2 separate regions of the Homo sapiens genome follow, and region 2 is linked to region 1. The links are chromatin contacts, found by Hi-C or POLR2A ChIA-PET in ENCODE. All regions are on one chromosome and are shown on one strand. Each heading gives the region's core, a stretch centred on a gene start or an enhancer-like site at or near the end of the contact. The rest is flanking DNA. Distances are from core to core; before and after follow the strand shown.

Region 1 (2,700 bases), core at 98-2,597:
ATCCCCAGGGAGCCCCCAGCCAAGTTAAAAAGACAAGATGTAGACAAACAGCCAATCCCAATGCCCACCATGAGGGCAGAGCAGAATCCACACTGGGAGACCAGGGCTCCCCAACCTCCCCATTGGGCCATTCAGCAACCCCGAATCTGCAGGGGACCAAGGAGGAGTTTGGAGGAGGGGGAAGACAGGTGGGGGAGGGGAGGCCCTGGCCCAGCGGCCTCTGTGGTCAAAGGGGGGATGCCCCCCCTATCCTGTCCTGGGCAGCTGCTGTCCTGGTCACAGGGTCTGAAACCGGAGCCCCTGAGTGGGGGTGGGGCGGCAGCTCTGGCCTGGACTGGGGGCGGGTCCTGCGCCGGGTGGGAGTTGGGGAACACAGGGGTCCCCGGAACCCAGGCCCTTCCGGTCCGGCAGCTCCTGCTGCGACTTGCAGCGTTTGGGGAAAGTTACTCACCAACTAGTCATGCGCCTCGGATGCCGCCGGCCACGGGGCTCCCGGAGGGGGGTCCGACACCGCCCGGTGCCCGGGATCCCCAATCTGGCCGGTGGATGAGGCCCCATCCCATGCACCCGAGTGCGGGGGACGGGGGGGTTAATATTAATTCAGGATCCCATCCCCACCCGAGGCAGGACACCCAGTGCACGCCCCAACTCCGGGACGCGGGCTCTGACCCTGGAACTTCCGAGATTCCCGCGACGCCCCCTGTCTCTGGGTCCAGAACTTCGGGGGACACCTCTTCTGCCTCCTCCAACCCCAGGTCGGTAACTCCGGGGACTCCCTTCGTGACTCCTCCTCTAACTGGGTCCGGGACCCCGGTCCTCCGCGTTGTCCTAGACTCCTAAACTTCGAGGACCCCCTGCCACCCCTCCAGTCCCTGGGTCCGGGACGTCCGGACCCCTCCCACCCCAGTACCCCACCCCAGGTCCGCAGCTTTGGGGACCTCTTCGCAGCCTCCTCCAACGCCGGGTCCAGAACTTTGGGAACCTCCCACGCAGTCCCCTCTCAGACCCTGAATCCAGAACTTCGGGACCCCCGCGCTCCCTCCAGCCCTGGAACTTGGGGACCCCTCGCGCCGCTCCCAGTCCCGGGTCCGAAACTTCTGGGGAACCCCCACGCCCTCCCCTTGGCCCTGGGACTTCGAGGCCCCCGCGCTCCCAGCGCAGGCTCGGCAGGCCGGGCTCACCCTGCCAGGTCGGCGCCCCGCGAGTGTCCAGGCGCGAGTCGGGTGCGGCCCCCGCGGCGCTGACTCCGCGCTGCCGGGCGCCCCGCTCGCTCCCTGGCTCCCGGGCCCGCGCCCTCCGCGCCGCCCTCCACGCCGCCCGTGCCTTTGTCTGCGCCGCCGCCGCCCGCGCCGCCTCCGGTCCCATCGCGGCCGGTCCCGACGCGGCCGCCGCCCGCCCCGCCTCCCCGGGCCGCCAAGGCCGCCCCGCTGCGCCCCCTGCCGGCTTTTTGCACTGGGAGAGGGTATGGGGGAGGGGATAAGGGGGAGGGGCGGGGGCCGGGACTGGGGAAGGGACGGAGGATTGAGGGAGGGGGTTAGGGGCGGTGGAGGGGGAGTGGGGGGGGGGGTTGCGTGGGGTCGGGTTGGGAGCAGAGGGTGGGGACAGAGAGACAGACGGAGAGGGACATCTGGGATGAGAAAGAGACCCAGAAACAGAGACACGGGGGAGACAGGCGGAGAGATAGGAAGCAGATGGAGAGAGTTGCACGGACAGCGATGTGACCTCACCCTCCTGTCACCTTCTCAGGAGACAGCTGCCTCTGTCCCCACTACCTGAGGTCATAACTTTGGGCCTGTGAGGGAGGTCAGGTCCCTCCCGGGCTGACATGGGTGGCCCAGTGAGGTTGGGGAGGGGGCAGTGGGTCTCAGGGTCTGCATACAGTAAGTGCTCAATGGGTGTTGCCAGGAAACGGAAGAGATCAACTTCGGGAGGGAACGGGAAGCAAGACAAAGAGAGAGAAGCCTCTGTTCCCCTGCCCGTCCCATCCCTAAGCAGGGACGTCTGTCCACCTCTGTCCCTCCCAAGACGATGGTAAAAATGCCCACAATGGTTGGATTAAGGTTATCTTTGCTGTTGTTTGAGGGTTCCAAAATCCAAAGGCTGAGGAAATGTCTCCAACGCATGGTTGCATCCCCTCAGCCTCCACTGGCCTGCGTTTGTCACCTCTGGTCACAGGGAGCACCCCCTTCCCACACTTGCCAGGAGAGCATCCTTCCGGAGTTGAACTAGGATCCACCTCCCCAGCCCCAAGCCCATGTGTCCCACTTGTCAATCCTGGTGCCGCCCCCTCTCTGGCACCGTCTCCAAAATCACACGGTGCGGCGCCGTTGGTTCGTTTGTGGACAGAGGTCCTGCAGCTCCCTGGAACCAAGGCCTGTGGCGCCCTAAAGCTCTGATCTTACATTTGAGTTTTTCTTTTCTTTTCTTTTCTTTTTTTTGAGACAAAGTCTCACTCTGTTGCCCAGGCTGGAGTGCAGTGGCACAATCTCGGCTTACTGCAGCCTCTGCCTCCCAGATTCAAGCAATTCTCCTGCCTCAGCCTCCCGAGTAGTTGGGACTACAGGTGCATGCCACCACACCTGGCTGATTTTTGTATTTTTAGTAGAGATGGGGTTTCACCATGTTGGCCAGTCTGGTCTCGAACTCCTGACCTCAAGTGATCTGCCCCCCTCGGCTTCCCAAAGTCCTGGGATTACAGAC
Region 2 (2,893 bases), core at 210-2,709, 110 kb before region 1:
ATATACACACACACACATAGGATCTCTGTCACCCAGGCTGGAGTGCAGTGGCACAATCATAGCTCACCGCAGCCTCAAACTCCTGAGCTCAAGTGATTCTCTTGCCTCTACCTCCTAAAGTGCTGGGATTTCAGGAAAGAGCCACCTTGCCCAGGCTTCCTATGCCACCTTAATGGCAACAGAAACCCTAGGCTCAGAGAGGTTAAGTCACTTGTATAATTTCACACAGCTGGTAAGTGGTCAGGTCTAGAGTCCACCACAGACCATGTGCTTCCAGTTGTTTTGCTGTATACGTCCACTAAATAATAATCATAGCAAAAATAGTAATGGTATAATAACAGTGGCAGAGGCATCAGGAACAGCAGCAACCATCATTTCCAAGTGCCAGGCCCAGTACGTAAGACTATCCCCATTCATTTATTTTTACTTATTTTTGAGACAGGGTCTCGCTCTGTCACCCAGGCTGGAGTGCAGTGGTGCAATCTCGGCTTACTGCAGCCTCAACTTCCCAGGGTCAAGCGATCCTCCCACCTCAGCCTCCCTAGTAGCTGGGACTACAGGTGCGAACCACCACGCTTAGCTAATTTTTTTTTTTTTTTTTGAGACAGAGTCTCACTCTGTTGCCCAGGCTGGTGTGCAGTGGCACAATCTTGGCTCACTGCAACCTCCGCCTCCTGGGTTCAAGCGATTCTCCTGCCTCAGCCTCCTGAGTAGCTGGGACTACAGGCTCGTGCCACCACGCCTGGCTAATTTTTTGTATTTTTAGTGGAGACGGGGTTTCACCATGTTAGCCAGGATGGTCTCGATCTCCTGACGTCATGATCCACCCGCCTCGGCCTCCCAAAGTGCTGGGATTACAGGCGTGAGCCACCGCGCTCGGCCTAATTTTTATATTTTTTGTAGAGATGGAGTCTCACTCTGTCTCCCAGGCTGGTCTCGAACTCCTGAGTTCAAGCAGTTCTCCCGCCTCAGCCTCTGAGTGTTGGGATTACAGGTGTGACCACCGCGCCGAGCCCCACTCCCTTTTTAAACCAATGCACAGGGAGCATCTACTATGTGCGAGGCACCCTCCATTTTACAGATGGGGAAACTGAGTTCCAAGCAGCTTTTGCCAGGAGTGGGAGCGCACCGTCCCTGCCCAGTCTCTCCAGTTGGGCGTTCCGAGACCACCTATGTAGGGTATTCGGCTAGCGCTCAATTAAACCGAAACACCGTCGCAGCGACCACAGGTGCAGACCACCAAGTCCACACCGCCAGCCGCCCGGGCGTCCCCAATTAGCAGTTGGGGCGGGACCAAGTCCTCGAGCTGCCGCCGCAGCGGCGGTTGAAAGCCCCACCCCCTGCGCGTGCGCGGTGCGCGTCCCGTCTTCCTGCTGGGCACCAGGCGCCCGCGAAGAGCGCGCGCGCTTCCGCCGGCGTCGGGCTCGCGCACGCGCACGGCGACGGCGGCGGTGGCGGCAGTTCCTGCTCTAGGCTGCGAGCGGCTGGCGGCTTCGAGGGGAGCTGAGGCGCGGAGGGGCTCGGCGGCAGCGGCGGCGGCTCGGCACTGTTACCTCTCGGTCCGGCTGGCGCCGGGGCGCGCGGTTTGGTCCTTTCCGGGCGCGCGGGGGCGACAGCGGCAGCGACCCGAGGCCTGCGGCCTAGGCCTCAGCGCGGCGGCGGGCTCGAGTGCAGCGCGGAACCGGCCCGAGGGCCCTACCCGGAGGCACCATGAGCGTGGAGGCGTACGGGCCCAGCTCGCAGACTCTCACTTTCCTGGACACGGAGGAGGCCGAGCTGCTTGGCGCCGACACACAGGGCTCCGAGTTCGAGTTCACCGACTTTACTCTTCCTAGCCAGACGCAGACGCCCCCCGGCGGCCCCGGCGGCCCGGGCGGTGGCGGCGCGGGAGGCCCGGGCGGCGCGGGCGCGGGCGCTGCGGCGGGACAGCTCGACGCGCAGGTGAGCGGCACATGGCGGTGCCGGAAGCCCGGGCCCGGCCTCGGCGCCTGAGACCTGCCCCGAACTCGCCTCGGGCCCGGCCTGTGTTTGGCCGGAGTCCCCCATCGCGGCCGGGCCTGGGGCGATCTGCCCCGGGTCCCCTACTCTGGCTCGGCCTGAGCTTACCTGCCCCAGGTCCTGCAATCTGCCCGGGCCTGGCCTGATCTGCCCCGGGTCCCCCGCTCCGGCCGCGACCTGGCTGAGTTCCTTCGGCCCCCAACTCCTGGGCCGGGCAGACTTGCCTCGAGTCCTCCACTTCGTTCGGGACCGAGCTAACCTGACCCTGTTCCTTTACGCCAGCTGGGTTTGCTCCCCCTCCTGGGCCCGGGCTGACCTGCCTTGTGTCCCACAATCAGTCTGGCCTGGAGTAACCTGCCCCCTGACTTATCTGAGTTCTTCCATTCCATCCGGGCTAGGGTGACCTGCCCTGGTCCCTCTTTCGCAGGTCTCGGTATTCTGCCTCGAGTTCTCCTACGACCTGGGCCGGGTCTTGCTCAGGCCGGAGCTTGAGTGACTTCCCTCAGTCCCTTTCCGGGAGTATCCAGGGTGACCTGCCCTAATCCTGTCTCTGGCCTGGTCCGGGGGTCCTGCCCGGTCTCCCCATTGGTGGGTCTGGCCGCCTGTCCCACCTCCCATCTGTGGTCGCAGCCATCTGGGCACCCCACCTTTCACAGTCACGGAGCGTAGGTTCGACTTTCCCCATGCATAGGGGCGCTGGCCAGCGGAAGGTTGAGGCAGAGAAGAATTTTTGCCTCCCATGGAGGAGCACATATTGGCTGGCTATTAAGATCATTCAGGAAGCAGGTTGTATTTTGTTTTTTCTTGCATCGCCTGTTGCTGAAACCGACCTGTTACATAACTTCACAACTCTTGCCTTGGAAAAGTTGGGTTTGAGTTTTGTTCTTCCAATAAG

What was found. Hi-C counts contacts between places; a loop is a spot of excess contacts on that map. ChIA-PET counts read pairs that join two places held with the same protein, here RNA polymerase II (POLR2A). Pooled maps may share reads with other maps.
Region 2: a pooled map shows a loop between it and region 1 (2.4-fold over the local background). The contact joins the promoter of UPF1 here to the promoter of HOMER3 in region 1. A Hi-C loop is called at or near these places in 3 of 50 pooled maps. POLR2A ChIA-PET finds 5 or more read pairs at or near these places in 5 of 52 experiments (CD8-positive, alpha-beta T cell, RWPE1, WTC11 and 2 more).

The regions. Positions count from the first base shown.
Region 1 is chr19:18,939,870-18,942,569 of GRCh38, forward strand. HOMER3 (homer scaffold protein 3) reads right to left here and starts at 1,348. Exons shown (of 10, transcript NM_004838.4): 1 at 1,182-1,348. It overlaps HOMER3-AS1 (HOMER3 antisense RNA 1), which reads left to right and starts at 385. Exons shown (of 3, transcript NR_134913.1): 1 at 385-755. RefSeq lists a silencer at 1,312-1,511.
Region 2 is chr19:18,830,500-18,833,392 of GRCh38, forward strand. UPF1 (UPF1 RNA helicase and ATPase) reads left to right here and starts at 1,460. Exons shown (of 24, transcript NM_002911.4): 1 at 1,460-1,941. The coding sequence starts at 1,711. RefSeq lists silencers at 1,264-1,523, 1,644-1,743, 1,894-1,983, 1,994-2,073.